2 separate regions of the Homo sapiens genome follow, and region 1 is linked to region 2. A link is an interaction called in ENCODE POLR2A ChIA-PET data of the cell type or tissue named here. Cell type or tissue: Caco-2. All regions are shown on one strand. Links, peaks and the distances in the headings refer to the core of each region. The heading gives the core; the rest is flanking DNA.

Region 1 (7,273 bases), core at 1,506-6,505, 420 kb before region 2:
GGTTCCCGCTGGGAAGAGCTGGAGCTGAGATTTGCCTGCCTTTCCCCCAAACGGCAGCCCAGGCAGCCAGCTCCCTCCACCCACGCGGCAACAAGAGGTTTGGTCCCGGCTGGGATGGGAAGTCCTGGCTGGGATGGGAAGTCCTGGCTGGGATGGGAAGCAGAGTGGCGGGGGACTGTGCGGCAAACCCTCAATTATCCCAGCACACATCTGTGGAACCCGCTTGACTGGAAACGGCTTCGGCTATTTCTAACTCTGTCTGCAGCCCCCTTTCTGCCTGAAGAATCATTTGGGGGAAAATCTGATAAAATAAATGACATGGCCAGGAGGCTGGGGTTTGGCGAGATCTTTCAGGAGCACGGGAGCCACGTATGCCAGCCCCCAGGTGGAGTGGGTGGGGCAGGGGGCCTGTCTCCCTGCTCTCCCTGCCCTCCCACACTGGCCTCTGCCCTCCGTGGCCCTATCTCAGGAGGGTAGCTCAGGGAAGACCCTCCTGGGCACACCTAGTGATGCTCAGCCCCCTGAGGATGCCTTTCTGAAGCCAGGAGGCCAGGGTCAGGGCCCCCAGGGAGCACCCAGACCACATTCCTCATGACAGATGGGGAAACTGAGTCTCACAGGAGTGCAGTGGCCTGGCCAAGGCTGCACACCAGGGTCAGGAGCTGCCCGGGACAAGGTGACTCCACAGTGTCTCTTATCTCTCCTCTGGACAGTGGAGACCAGGGCCACCGCTGCATGGCCCCAAGGAGTCAGTGACCATCTGCAGGCAGAGGTGCCAACATGAGCCCTGGCCCTACAGGTTGGCTGTTGTCTGTTCACTGTTTGTCTCTTCCCTTTTGCTCCACTGAAACCTGTTTTTCTGTCTGTCTGGCAGAGCCCTAGACTGCCCTCTCCATAAGCCAGGCCCTGAGCTGGGGGCGTGGAGCTGCTGCGAACAGTACAAGTGCCTCTCCTGTCACCAAGCTTGGTGTCCTGGATACAAAGGAGGCAGGAATGACAGGTGGATGGGGCAGGACTGATGCTGATCTCCTGGTCAGAGCTCCTGCCAGAAGACTTGGCAGCTCTAGCGCTGTCTTCTTGGAACCCAAGGGGGAGGATTTCTCAGGAGGCCAACGGCCTCACCCAGTGAAGGGCAGCTCGGAGGAGGACTTGGGAAGAGTCGGCTTACAGGGAGCCTTTGAAAGCTCCCTAAATGTTGCAGGCCCTCCAGAAGGTCTGCAGGGACCAGGACACACAGGGCCGGCAGAGCTAGTCACAGCTCTGGGAGAAGCACGGGTGCACCGTGGGCTGGAGCTGAACCAGCCAACAGGGATCCCGGTGCAACATGACCCCTCCCCAGCTCCACAGGTGGCACTTATGAGACTTGCCTCTTGCAGCCTCCGAAGTGAGCCACAGTTACTTCTACTCCACAGGTGAGGAGACTGAAACTTGGGGAGGTGAGGCTGCATGCCCAGTGTCAGCCCTCATGAACATGCTCTAAAGGCCCATATCCAGCAGGCGATCCCTCCACATCAACCAGATGGGGCGCAGGAAGGTCTGGGAGGCCCCAGCCCTCCAAAGAGGGGAGGGGGCGAGCGGGGTGCTAGGCACAGCTGCTAGCAGGGCACATCAGCTGGGCAGGACAGAGTCTGGAGGAGGAGTGGGAGAGGGAGGAGGAAGAGCAGGAGTAGAGGGTGGGGGTTGGGTGAGGCTGGGGGAAAGAGGCTGTGAAAAGAAGCCTAGGGAGAAATGGAGCAAGAAGCATCTTTAAGAACCAGGCACCCAGCAGTGGGGGAGAAACACAGGAGGGGCACACTTAGGCCCCCTGGGGACCCTCAAGGGACAACGAACCCAACAGGATAAAACCTCCGGCAGACTCGCCTGTCAGGAAAAACACAAGGTGGCACGTGTCCTAGGAGGGAAGCCAGCGGAAGAAGGGTCCCACATCTGGGGAACCCAGGAGGGCTTCCTGGAGAAGGTGTCTACAAGCGAGCTGGGCCCAGGTGAAGAGGATGGAGCAGGTGGGCCTTGATGCTGGGGTTCCAGGGAAAACCGCAGACACAAGTTGGCAGCTTCTTCCTGCGGGGACTTCACTGCTCAGAAATGAAACCGATGGACCAAGGTGGGGTCTTGGCAACCATGATGGATGTGCCAGGAACATGGCCCCACTTACTCCTGTGGGTCAGACGTAACTGTACCTGCTTTACAGATGAGGCAGAGGCCCAGCCAGCACCCCCCTGGCAACAGCTGCACTTGGGCACCAGCCCACAAGCTCACCTAGAGTCAGCCCCCTGCCTGGGTTGCCCAGAGCTCCCCATGCCAGGCCCACCCCGCAGCTCTCAGCCCCGCCTGCAAACATCAACTTGTAAAGCCCTTCCATACTTTACTTAATCTCCCTGATCCTGTGAGCTTCAAGCATGAAAACACAGTGCATGTCACACATGGGGAAAGTGGGTAAGCTAAAAGCAACCTCGTTCCCTGACACTGTCCACCTGAGCCAGCCCCCGGAACACGGCCCAGAGCAGGCATGGTGGGTGGCCGGAAGGGTGGGGAGCGGGGCCTCTGCGGGCACCAGGCCTTGCTGGTGGAGCACTGGGCCAGTGGACCGTCTGTCCTTCCGGAGGCGGCTGCCTCAGCTCCATGGCTTCTGACCCAGCACATCCAGCCCTCAGGACCTGCAAAGTCACATTCACACGGGCCTTGGGCCAGGACAGGCCGTGGTCCAGAAGGTCAGGTCAGGCCAGGCCTGCCACTGGAAAGAAGGGACAGCAAGGGCTGGAGGATGGGCAGTGAGGGGGCGGCCTGGGGAGGCGCCAAGGCTCCAGATCACAAGAGTCTAGGAAGGCGGGCAGGATGCCTGGCAAGAGCTGCGGGGCCCAGGCCAGACCCCTGCAGGAACCACGGCTCCTCAGGGCGAGCCCGGCCTCCCGTACGCTGTGTGTCCTTTAGGCCTGGGGCGAGCAGGGCTGGGGAGCTGGCCAGCTCCTGGGCTCTCTGTCCGCCTGCCTCCTCCTCCTGGGGCCCCCTTCCTGCCTCTCCCTGACCTCAGGAGCCTGGGGGCTGAGAGGGCTCCAAGGCGGAAAGGAGGGCAGGGGTTCCTGCCCAGGCCATGGGGGCTGAAAGTCCGGCCACTGGCAAGCTGAGGCCAGCCCAAGCCTTCTGGTCTCAACATCCTGCCATGGCTGGGATCCTGGGCGGGCGGATGAGGGCCGGGGGAGCTGAGATGCTGGCTCGAGCAGGAAGAGCGGCAGGGCCCATGCTCGAGGGTATGACGGGGATGGACCTGGTGTCCAGCAAACCTGAGGACATTGGGCAGGGCTGCGCTTCAGAAGCCCATGCAGGGCTTACAGTGGTCAAGATGCTACTTGCTGACGGTGTTTTTAAAAAGTGACACAGGAGCACACACAATGGAACCCCAGGATCCCGAGTTCCCAGGTGTAAATGAACATGCCTAGGCATGTGCCTACGTATGAAACACCGAAAGGAAACACGGCGAAGCAGGACAGCGGCCACCTTTCGCGGGAAGATGACGAGTGGCTTGCTTCCCTCTTTTGGATTTTCGACACTCTCAACAGAAAACACTGTGGAGGGTGCCCCAAGGTTCCGCTGCAGTTAGTCTTCCTAAGATTCGCTTCAACTACAGCACACGCAGGGATCCGGGGAAAACGCTGCCTCTTAATTTGTAAATGTTGATGTAACGAGTGATATGTTAAGTGATAACTGTTCATGGTACACCTTTATTAATACCTAATCATTTTAGAAACCTATGGAATTCGTATAATGCATTAAACACCTCTGTGAATTATTCAAAGTATACAGAATTATACAAAAGCGAAGAAGTACATTTCTGATAGCTTAAAGACTTGGTGTGTTTTTATTATTCAAAGGTTTGAGAGTTTCAAGAGTGTAGAAATGGATGACTGTGATCTGAGAAGCAGGAAATCCACAAGGAACGCAGAGCAAGCCCGGCACGGTGCCCCCGTGCAGCGCAGGCTGTGAAGACGGGCGGGTTGTGCAGAAGGAGGAGGAAGAGCCGGGCTAAGGCTGAATCAGACAGGCAGCGGCTCACCGCTGTGAGACGCTGACGGACATGCGTAGGCCGCACTGGGTACAGCTTTTATACAAATCAAAGTTGGTTCTCGGTTCCATAAAGACACGCAGAGGCTGCAGACTGCAGGCAGTTTAGACGCCCGTTCCAGACCACAGCAGTCCCAGGTGGGGCCCGTCTCTGCCTGTCCTCATCTCCCACAGCCACCGCCCCCTCCACCCTTCCTGAAGCAGCCACATGCCAAGACGGGGCCACGAGGTCATGCCGGGGCCACAATGCCACACCAGGCCGACGGCACCATCCTCACAAACCGGAGGTTAGCTCACCGGGGCAGTGATGAACAAGCCCCTGTTGCCCTGGGTCTCCAGCTGCTGGAGGTCCAAGTGGGGCCACCTCCACCCTGAGGGTCAACACATAACACCCCAATTTCTGCTGTTGGACCCCGCTCGCCCGAGGACTCTTCATGTCCACAACGGTGGACCCAGTCTGGCTTCACCAGCAAACCAGAAGAGCGCCTGCTGGCTCGCAGGACGCGAGTGTAGAGATGCGGCTGGCTCTCCTTTCCTCTTCTAGTCTGTCTACCTTGCCCTGTGCTGGCTTCTGGGACTGCGCTGTCCCACTGCGCAGCCTGGCATCTTGGAAGGCGTCCCCTGCCCCGGCCCCACACGGACTTCAGTCCTCCCCAGGCACCACTGCCTCTGGACACACTGACACACACGCCTACGGCCGCAGCCCTCATGGAACGAAGCCCAAGTTGCGACAGACAGAGGCTGAGAAAGTCAGGGGGACAGCCTAGGGTCTTCTGCACCCAGGAGGTCCAGGGCTGCAAAGCCACATAGGGTTGGCCCAAGGCTGAGAAGCCTCAGGGGGTGACGAGGACGGGCCAGTGCACCTCCTTCCCGCCCAGCCCTCCACACCATCCCCTTTGGACGCGAGGCTGCTCCTTTGCTGAGGGCTACGGTCGGATCTCCCCACAGGAGGAGACAGAGAGCGAGACAGCCGGAGAGCCGTCACACGCAGGACCCACCTTGAAGATGAGGCAGTCGCCTGGGTGCTCGGCGTACAGCGAGGTCAGCCGGTACTGGTTCTCCGTGGTGATGTCGATCTGGTAGCCGGTGAGCGTGTAGCAGGCCTTGCGGAACTCCTGGATCTTGGTCTGGAAAACCTCCTTGAGCCGCTGGTTCTTCAGCTCGGCACTCTCCACCTGCTTCTTCAGCTCTGCGGGAGGGACGGAAGGAGACAGTGAGTGCGGCACCAGGCCGGAGGGGTGGGGACCCGGGAGCGGCCAGGGCAGGGAGGAAGCCGAGTACAGGTGGGAGTGGCGGCTGCCCAGGGACACAGCAAGCCCCCGTGTCACACCAGCCAGCCTCCATCGGCATGCATGAGGGAACGGGAGTGAGGGGTGAGCTGATAACGGCTGACCCTCTGGTGGTGGCAATAATAAAGTTACTGCATTAAGAACGGTAACTCTGAGAGCCAGACTACAAGCAGCCAGGGCCCCTCCACAGGGATCAGCCCTCGGCCTGCAGAATGACAACCCCTGGAGCCAGCACAGTCACTGCCAGGAAGCCACAGGGTCAGGAAGCCACAGGGTCAGGCGTGACTCGGGGTTCGCTTGCCCCAACACTCCGGGGATTTAGGCGAGAACCGCGTGAGGAGCCGGTGCTGAGGATGTGGGTCCCAAAGCGAAGGCCTGGGCTGCCACGCCACCCAGTGATCCTGACCATCCATTCCCAGGTTGCCGCCTGGGTCCTTTCTGAGGCTGGACGCCTACCCCACAGGAGCCAGCACCGACAAACAGGGAGGCAGGCAGGAGGCCACCGGGACGTTCCGGATCCTACTGCCCCGGGGCTTTACCTGCCAGCCACCTCTGAGGTCAGGCCATCGTGAGACGACAGCCGGCACCCCCAGGCCCACTGCCCCTGACATGGCTCTAAGTGACTATTCAGGGTACAGCCCCACACCCTGCCCGTCAGAGTTTACGGCTGCTTGGGGAGGAACTGCTCTGCAGAGCCATCAGGAGGATAACAGCGATTATCATGAATTTCTCACCCGAGAGGCCTTCCAAGTAGTTAAACCTCGATTTATCCCCGCGTTAATTATCAGGACTGGCTCCACTTAGACGCACACAGAGCCGTCCCCTAGGCCGGGTGCTTCCCAGCAGTGCTGTCTGGAGCTGGCAATGGGGAGCCCTCCAGGGGCCTGGGACTGCTCCAGGCGGGGACGGGAGCCTGCTGGACCCTATCCTGCAGGCCACGGGAGCTGGGCCAGCTGCTAGCCTCCCTCCACTATGACGAGGGACTGAATCACAGGACTGCTGTAGGCGCCCACAACCAGGCACGGGATGGTCAGCTCCCTGGCTAGGCTGAGAAAGAGGATGTTAAAGTCAACCATGGCCATATGGTTGGAGAGAACAAGGGTTCCAACTCCAGGCAGCGCCCGGGGGGAGGCTGGTCCTGAGTTAGAGATGAGTCTGAAGGCCCCAGAAAGGGTGTGGGGTCCCCCACAGTCCACTCTAGGGGAGTGTGAGGAAAGGTGCAGTGTGAGTGCCTGCTGGCCAGGTCACAGTGAGTGAGAGAGGGGCTGCCGGGGAGTTTGTGCACAGCGGCCCGAAGAGGCTCTGATGGGCCAGTTTAAGGTGGACGATGCAGTCCAGGTTGCTTCCTGGAGGTGAGCAGGGACAGGGGAGCCAGGTGCAAACCAGAAGCCCTCAAGTCTGCAGAGGAAGATGGAGGACGCGGGAGGGGCCGCGGTTTCAGCTCGGCTCTGCCTCCCTGACCTGTGACTCTGAACCTACCCCTTCACCCCATCTCCCAGGACTTCTGCCTGCAACACGGACACAGGCAGGCAGCTGCCTTCAGAGGTGTTAGGCCAGATCACGTGCCGGAGGCCACCGCCGAGAGCGCAGGGCCGCTGGGCACCCCCGATGGCGTGAGCTCAGTCGAGCAGCCCGTTCCGAGTGCAAGCTCACTCACTGCCTGGCTATGACAGCTATGAACACGATCCGATCCCCAATCCACACACAATGACACCCAGGCTCACAGAGACTCGCTGCTTAGCTGCAAAAGCAAGGGCGCTGCCTGCCATGGGTTCTGGAAGGAGCAGCGGTGCAGGGACCACGTTAGCAGCATCCAGATGTCAGGGGCTGGGAGGATATGGGGCCTGTACAACCGCAGGCCTGTCAGCAGAGGGGCCCTGGCGCCCATCCACCTGTGGGATGGCAGCATTGGCACTGATTCAGCCCTC
Region 2 (7,273 bases), core at 762-5,761:
ACCACACCCAGCTAATTTTTGTATTTTTGTAGAGATGGGTTTTCACCATGTTGGCCAGGCTGGTCTCGAACTCCTGACCTCAAGTGATCCGCCCACCTTGGCCTTCCAAAGTGCTGGGATTACAGGTGTGAGCCACCGTGCCCGGCCATCCTGGACCTTCTAACGCTGATGTCACACAATGTCCGGGGAGTTGATTACAGAACCAAGAGCCCAGAACCATGTCAGTTCCTAGGAAGCGTCCCCTTCTCACAAGGTAGTTACTTCCTCTGGCTATAGCTGCTGGACCCTGCCTCGGTAACAGATGACTGCACCTAGGACGCCATAGGGTCCCCGCACACCAGGACCTCCATGCAAGCAGGCACACCATTGATGCTCTCTCCACCATAACCTGGGAGGCCAAGGTTGCAGTGAGCCGAGATCGAGATGTCCTTCTGCTGATGGACATATAACAACTTTCCCTAGGCACAGTGGGACATGGCAGGATCCTGTGACCTCCCCCCATATCTGATAGCTGCTTCCTTCCTCCACCCTCACTTCCTTCCAGCTGCTGTTGCTGCCAAATAATGTACTCAGCACTTTCCCTGTGCCACGCACACATATATACTCTGCCCACTTCCTGATCATATTTTTATTAGAGGCAGGGTCTTGCTGTGTTGCCCAGGCTGGACTGTAGCTGCCCAATCATAGCTCACTATAGCCTCAAACTCCTGGCCTCAATCAGTCCTCCCACCTCAGCCTCCCAAGTAGCTGGGACTAAGGCACAGGCCACCATGCCCAGCTGTTTCCTACGTATTTTTGGTCTCAAACTAGATTATAAAATATTTACTTATTAAATTTGTAGCCAGGCACAGTTGCTCACACCTGTAATCCCAGCACTTTGGGAGGCTGAGGCAGGCAGATCACCTGAGGTCAGGAGTTCGAGACCAGCCTGGCCAACATGAGGAAACCACTACAGTCTCTACCGGGCGCCTGTAATCCCAGCTACTCGGGAGGCTGAGGCAGGAGAATGGTGTGAACCCGGGAGGCAGAGCTTGCAGTGAGCCAAGATCATGCCACTGCACTCCAGCCTCGGCAAAAGAGCGAAACTCTGTCTCAAAAAAAAAAAAGAAAAAAAAAATTAGCTGGGCATGGTGGCAGGCGCCTGTAATCCCAGCTACTCGGGAGGCTGAGGCAGGAGATTGCTTGAACCTGGGAGGCAGATGTTGCAGTGACCTGAGATTGCGCCATTGTACTCCAGCTTGGGCGAAAACAGGGAGACTTTGTCTCAAAAAAAAAAAAAAATTTAAAATTAATTGTACTCAGCTGGGCACAGTGGCACATGCCTGTAATTCCAACACTTTGGGAGGTCGAGGCAGGAGGATCACTTGAGCCCAGGAATTCTAGACCAACCTGGGCAACATAGTGAGACCCCATCTCTAAAAAAAAAAAAAAAGCCAGGCACAATGGCACACACCTATAGTCCCAGCTACCCTGAAGGCCAAGGCAAGAGGATTGCTTGAGCCCAGGATGTCAAGGCTGTGGTGAGCTGTGATCGCATCACTGCACTCCAGCCTGGGTGATAGAGCGAGCCTCTTTGTCTAAAAATAAAAAATAAAAATAAAATTGTTGCACTAAAAAACTGTAAATTGGCCGGATACGGTGGCTCACGCCTGTAACCCCAGCACTTTGGGAGGCCGAGACCAGCAGATCACCTGAGTTCAGAAGTTCAAGACCAGCCTGGTCAACACAGGGAAACTCCGTCTCCAATAAAAGTACAAAACTTAGCCGGGTGTTGTGGCACATGCCTGTAATCCCAGCTACTGGGGAAGAAGCTGACGTGGGAGAACCACTTGACCCGGGGAGGCAGAGGTTGCAGTGAGCTGAGATCACACCACTGCACTCCAGCCTGGGTGACAGAGTAAGACCCTGCCTCAAAAAAAATAAAATAAAATAAAAAACTGTAAATTGTGGCCAGGCATGGTGGCTCACGCCTGTAATCCCAGCACTTTGGGAGGCAGAGGTGGGCGCATCACCTGAGGTCAGAAGTTCAAGACAAGCTTGGCCAACCATGGCCAACATGGTAAAACCCCATCTCTACTAAAAATACAAAAATTAGCTAGGTGTGGGCCAGGCGCGGTGGCTCACGCCTGTAATCCCAGCACCTTGGGAGGCTGAGGTGGGCAGATCACAAGGTCAGGAGATCGAGACCATCCTGGCTAACACGGTGAAACCCCGTCTCTACTAAAAATACCAAAAATTAGCTGGGTGTGGTGGCGGGCGCCTGTAGTCCCAGCTCCTCGGGAGGCTAAGGCAGGAGAATGGTGCGAACCTGGGAGCCGGAGCTTGCAGTGAGCTGAGACTGCACCACTGCACTCCAGCCTGGGCGACAGAGCGAGACTCCGTCTCAAAAAAAAAAAAAAAATTAGCTGGGTGTGGTGGCGGGCGCCTGTAGTCCCAGCTACTCAGGAGGCTGAGGCAAGAGAATTGCTTGAACCCAGGAGGCAGAGGTTGCAGTGAGCCGAGATCATGCCACTGCACTCCAGCCTGGGCAACAGAAGGAGACTACATCTCAAAACAAACAAACAAACAAACAAAAAACCGTAAATCGTTATACAAGTATAAAAGTACAATAATACCTTTATTGTATTTTTACATTTTACATGTGAGGCCAGGCACATGGCTCACGCCTGTAATCCCAGCACTTTGGGAGCCTGAGGCAGGCGGATCACCTGAGATCGGGAGTTTGAGACCAGCCTGACCAACATGAAGAAACCCCCTCTCTACTAAAAATACAAAATTAGCCGGGCATGGTGTCATATGCCTGTAATCCCAGCTACTTTGGAGGCTGAGGCAGGAGATTTGCTTGAACCTGGGAGGCGGAGGTTGTGGGGGAGGATTTTTTTTAAAGTTCCTCAGATAATTCAAATGTGCAGCCCAGTTGGAAGACCCCTGCTCTAAGTTGAAAAGTTTGTCTTCTTCCTGTGAACATTTCCAGAGTATTTACTGTTTATCAAAATTTGTATGGCTAGCAGCTGGGCACAGCAGCTCACACCTGCAATCTCAGCAGTTTGGGAGGCCAAGGCAGGAGGATGACTTGAGCCCAGGAGTTCAAGACCAGCCTGGCAACACAGCAAGACCCTGACTCTACAAAAAATACAAACAAAAAAATTAGCCTGGTGGTGGTGTGTTCCTGTAGTCCCAGCTACACGAAAGGCTGAGGTAGGAGGATCGCTTGAGCCTGGGAGGTCGAGGCTGCAGTGAGCCATGATTGCCCTGCTCCACTCCAGTCTGGATGACAGAGTGAGGCTCTGGCTCCGAAAATATAAACAAGGCCAGGCGCGGTGGCTCACGCCTGTAATCCCAGCAATTTGGGAGGCCGAGGCGGGCGGATCACCTGAGGTCAGGAGTTTGAGACCAGCCTGGCCAACATGTGAAACCCTGTCTCTACTAAAAATACAAAAATTAGCCGGGCCTGGTGGTGGGTGCCTGTAATCCCAACTACTTGGGAGGCTGAGGCAAGAGAATAGCTTGAACCCGGCAGGTGGAGGTTGCAGTGAGCCAAGATCGCGCCACTGCACTCCAGTCTGGGTGACAGTGAAACTCTGTCTCACAATAAATAAATAAGTAAAATAAAAATAAAAACAAAAACGAAATGTGTGTAGCCGGTGGGAGGCACTGCAGGGACAGCCAGACAAGGTCTCTGTCCTGCAAAGCCTCCTGATGGAAGCAGGTGGAGAAGAACACAGCAGAATTCTCACACACGCAGAATAAAGCCAGGGCTACAGGTGGGAACGTGAGGGCTGTGGCAGGAAACGGTGGGGGGAATAATCAGCTCTAATCCAGAATGCCGACAGGAGAGAAAAGGCAGTCTTCATACATCGTCAGCTCCGCTGCTGGATCCCTCTAGTGTTTGGAGAGTGCCTTGGGAATGTGCACCGACACGTCTGCCTTCAGCAGATCCTCCCCACAGAATACTATTCCTGCGTATTCAGGGAACTGTAAAAAGAAAATGGAATTTCTTTTTTTTTTTTTTTTTGAGACGGAGTCTCCCTCTGTCACCCAGGCTGGAGTGCAGTGGCGTGATCTCAGCTCACTGCAAGCTCCTCCTCCCAGGTTCATGCCATTCTCCTGCCTCAGCCTCCCAAGTAGCTGGAATAACAGGCGCCCGCCACTACGCCTGGCTAATTTTTTGTGTTTTTAGCAGAGACAAGGTTTCACTGTGGTCTCGATCTCCTTACCTTGTGATCCGCCCTCCTCGGCCTCCCAAAGTGCTGGGATTACAGCTGTGAGCCACCGCGCCCGGCCTTTTTTTTTTTTTTTTTTTTGAGACAGAGTCTCACGCTTGTCACCCAGGCTGGAGTGCAATGTTGCGATCTCGGATCTCGGCTCACTGCAACCTCTGCCTCCCAGGTTCAATCAATTCTCCTGCCTCAGCCTCCCGAGTAGCTGGGATTACAGGCGCCCGCCACCATGTCCAGCTAATTTTCGTATTTTTAGTAGAGACAAGCTTTCACCATATTGGCCAAACTGGTCTCGAACTCCTGGCCTCAGGTGATCTGCCGCCTAAGCCTCCCAAAGTGCTGGGATTATAGGCGTGAGCCACTGCGCCCGGCCTCGAATTTCTCAATTCTAAAACATTTTGCTTAGTAGCAAGAACCCAGTTATATCACGATGGTTAATCTGTTTTTTTGATTCACATGTAGTGCTTTTCATTTAGGAAAATGGGAACTAGCTGGGCAAATGGACAGAACTTAGCATGCAGAGCATCGGAGTCAGAATTTAACTACACAGGAGGACGTGCAGAAAGGACCTGCTAAGGACCTTTCAGAAACAGTTACTAAAATGCTGGTGTGGTGGCTCACGCCTATAATTGCAGTGCTTTGGGAGGCCAAGGCAGGAGAAGTGCTTCAGTCCAGGAGGTGGAAGCTACAGTGAGCTATGATTGTGCCACCGTATTCCAGCCTGGGCCACAGAGCAAGACCCCATCACTTAAAAATAAATGCTGGCTGGGCGCCGTGGCTCACACCTGTAATCCCAGCACTTTGGGAGGCCAAGGCGGGTGGATCACCTGAGGTCAGGGGTTCGAGATCAGCCTGGCTAACATGATGAAACCCCATCTCTACTAAAAATACAAAATTAACTTGGTGTGGTGGCGCACGCCTGTAATCCCAGCTACTCGGGAGGCTGAGGCAGGAGAATCGCTTGAACCCAGGAGGTGGATGTTGCAGTGAGCCATAATCGCGCCACTGCACTCCAGCCTGGGTGACAGATTGAGACTCCATCTCAAAAGTAAAATAAAATAGAATAAAATAAAATAAATGCTGTAGGCCAGGTGCTATGGGTCACGCCTGTAATCCCAGCACTTTGGGAGGCTGAAGTATGTGGATCACCTGTGGCCAGGAGTTCAAGACCAGCCTGGGCAACATGGTGAAACCCTGTCTCTACTAAAAATAAAAAAAAAATCCGGGCGTGGTGGTGGGCACCTGTTATCCCAGCTACTCGGGAAGCTGAAGCAAGAGAATTACTTGAACCTGGGAGGCAGAGGTTGCAGTAAGCCGAGATCTTGCTGCTGCACTCCAGCCTGGGCAACAGAACAAGACTCTGTCTCTAAATAAATAAATAAATAAATAAATGGTGTGGGCCAGGCATGGTGGCTTACACCTGTAATCCCAGCACTTTGGGAGGCCAAGGCCAGTGGATCATCTGAGGTCAGGAGTTCTAGACCAGCCCGGCCAATACGGTGAAACCCCATTCCTACTAAAAATACAAAAATTAGCTGGACATGATGGCAGGTGCCTGTAATCCCATCTGCTCGGGAAGCTGAGGCATGAAAATCGCTTGAACTTTGGGGGTGGAGGTTGCAGTGAGCTGAGATTGTGCCACTGCCCTCCAGCCAGGGCGACAGAGTGAGAGTCTGTCTCAAAAAAAAAAAAAAAAAAAACAACCAAACAAACAAAAAAACTAATAATGGGTAATGCATTGTTTAGCGTATCTTAGAAATACTAATAATGGCTAATGAGTTGTTTAGGATAGGCTATATCATGCTGCAGTAACAATCTCAAATCCCAGAGGCTTAAAGTCACAAAGGGGTTCATGTCTGTCACCGGCATGCAGAGACCCAGGATCACAGAGCGGCCACCATCCTGCATTTCTGCCATGTTAACAGAGAGAAAGGATCTGGAGGATGCTGCAGGAGCCGCTAAATGATATGGCCCAGAAGTAAGACTCATTGCTGTTCACAACGCATTGGCCAGGACCAGTGATGTGGTCTCGCTCAACCTCAGAAGGACCAGAAGTGCAGTACTACCACGTGCCTGGCACGCCAGAAGCCAGGACAGCACCAAACACTAACCACGCTAACACGTATTGAATGCGTACTAGGAACTGAGTCTTCTTGGTTTTTTGTTTTTGTTTTGAGACCGACTCTTGCTCTGTTGCCCAGGCTTGAGTGCAGTGGCACCATCTCGGCTCACTGCAACCTCAGGTGGATCACCTGAGATCAAGAGTTCGAGACCAGCCTAGCCAACATGGTAAAACCCCGTCTCTACTAAAAATACAAAAATAAGCTGGGCATGGTGGTGCATGCTTCTAGTCCCAGCTACTTGGGAGGCTGAGGCAGGATAATCGCTTGAACCTGGGAGGCAGAGGTTGCAGTGAGCTGAGATCACGCCACTGTACTCCAGCCTGGGGTGGCAAGGGCAAGACTCCATCTCAAAAAAAAAAGAATTTATAAAAAAAGAATGTATCTCATCCTGGCCGGGGGCAGTGGCTCACGTCTGTAATCATAGCACTTTGAGAGGCCAAGGCAGGAGGGTTACTTGAGCCCAGGAATTCAAAACCAGCCTGGGCAACGTAGTGACACCCCATCTCTATTTTCTTTCTTTCTTTTTTTTTTTTTTTGAGACAGAGTTTCACTGTGTCGTCCAGGCTAGAGTGCAGTGGTGTGATCTTGGCTCACTACAACCTCCACCTCCCAGGTTCAAACAATTCTCCTGCCTCAGCCTCCCAAGTAGCTGGGATTACAGGCATGCGCCACCACGCCTGGCTAATTTTTTGTATTTTAGTAGAGACAGGGTTTCACCATGTTGCCCAGGGTGGTCTCGAACTCCTGAGCTCAGGCAATCTGCCCACCTCAGCCTCCTAAAGTGCTAGGATTACAAGAGTGAGCCACTGTGACTGACCTATTTTTCAAAAAAATAAAAATAAAAATAAACTAAGAATAAAAAAAATTTAGGAAGTGGTATGATCAGTACTTTGCAGGCAACCAAGACCAGAAAAGTTCAACACCCTAAGA

Evidence for each region. Peaks named below come from ENCODE experiments on the same cell type or tissue, not always from the same donor. Only the 100,000 strongest peaks of a DNase experiment are listed, where the experiment ranks them.
Region 1: POLR2A ChIA-PET joins it to region 2 with 7 read pairs; 2 of 35 experiments call an interaction of 5 or more read pairs at or near these places.

Annotation. Positions count from the first base shown.
Region 1 is chr7:1,893,146-1,900,418 of GRCh38, forward strand. MAD1L1 (mitotic arrest deficient 1 like 1) reads right to left here. Exons shown (of 19, transcript NM_001013836.2): 18 at 5,055-5,245. Among named protein-coding and RNA genes, the nearest start is that of MIR4655, 53 kb to the left of the region's middle. In Caco-2, for the core only: no CTCF peak of the experiment used is centred there; no DNase peak of the experiment used is centred there.
Region 2 is chr7:2,317,430-2,324,702 of GRCh38, forward strand. It overlaps a transcript of SNX8 not described here. Among named protein-coding and RNA genes, the nearest start is that of SNX8, 6.6 kb to the left of the region's middle. In Caco-2, for the core only: no CTCF peak of the experiment used is centred there; a DNase peak (open chromatin) is centred at 3,872.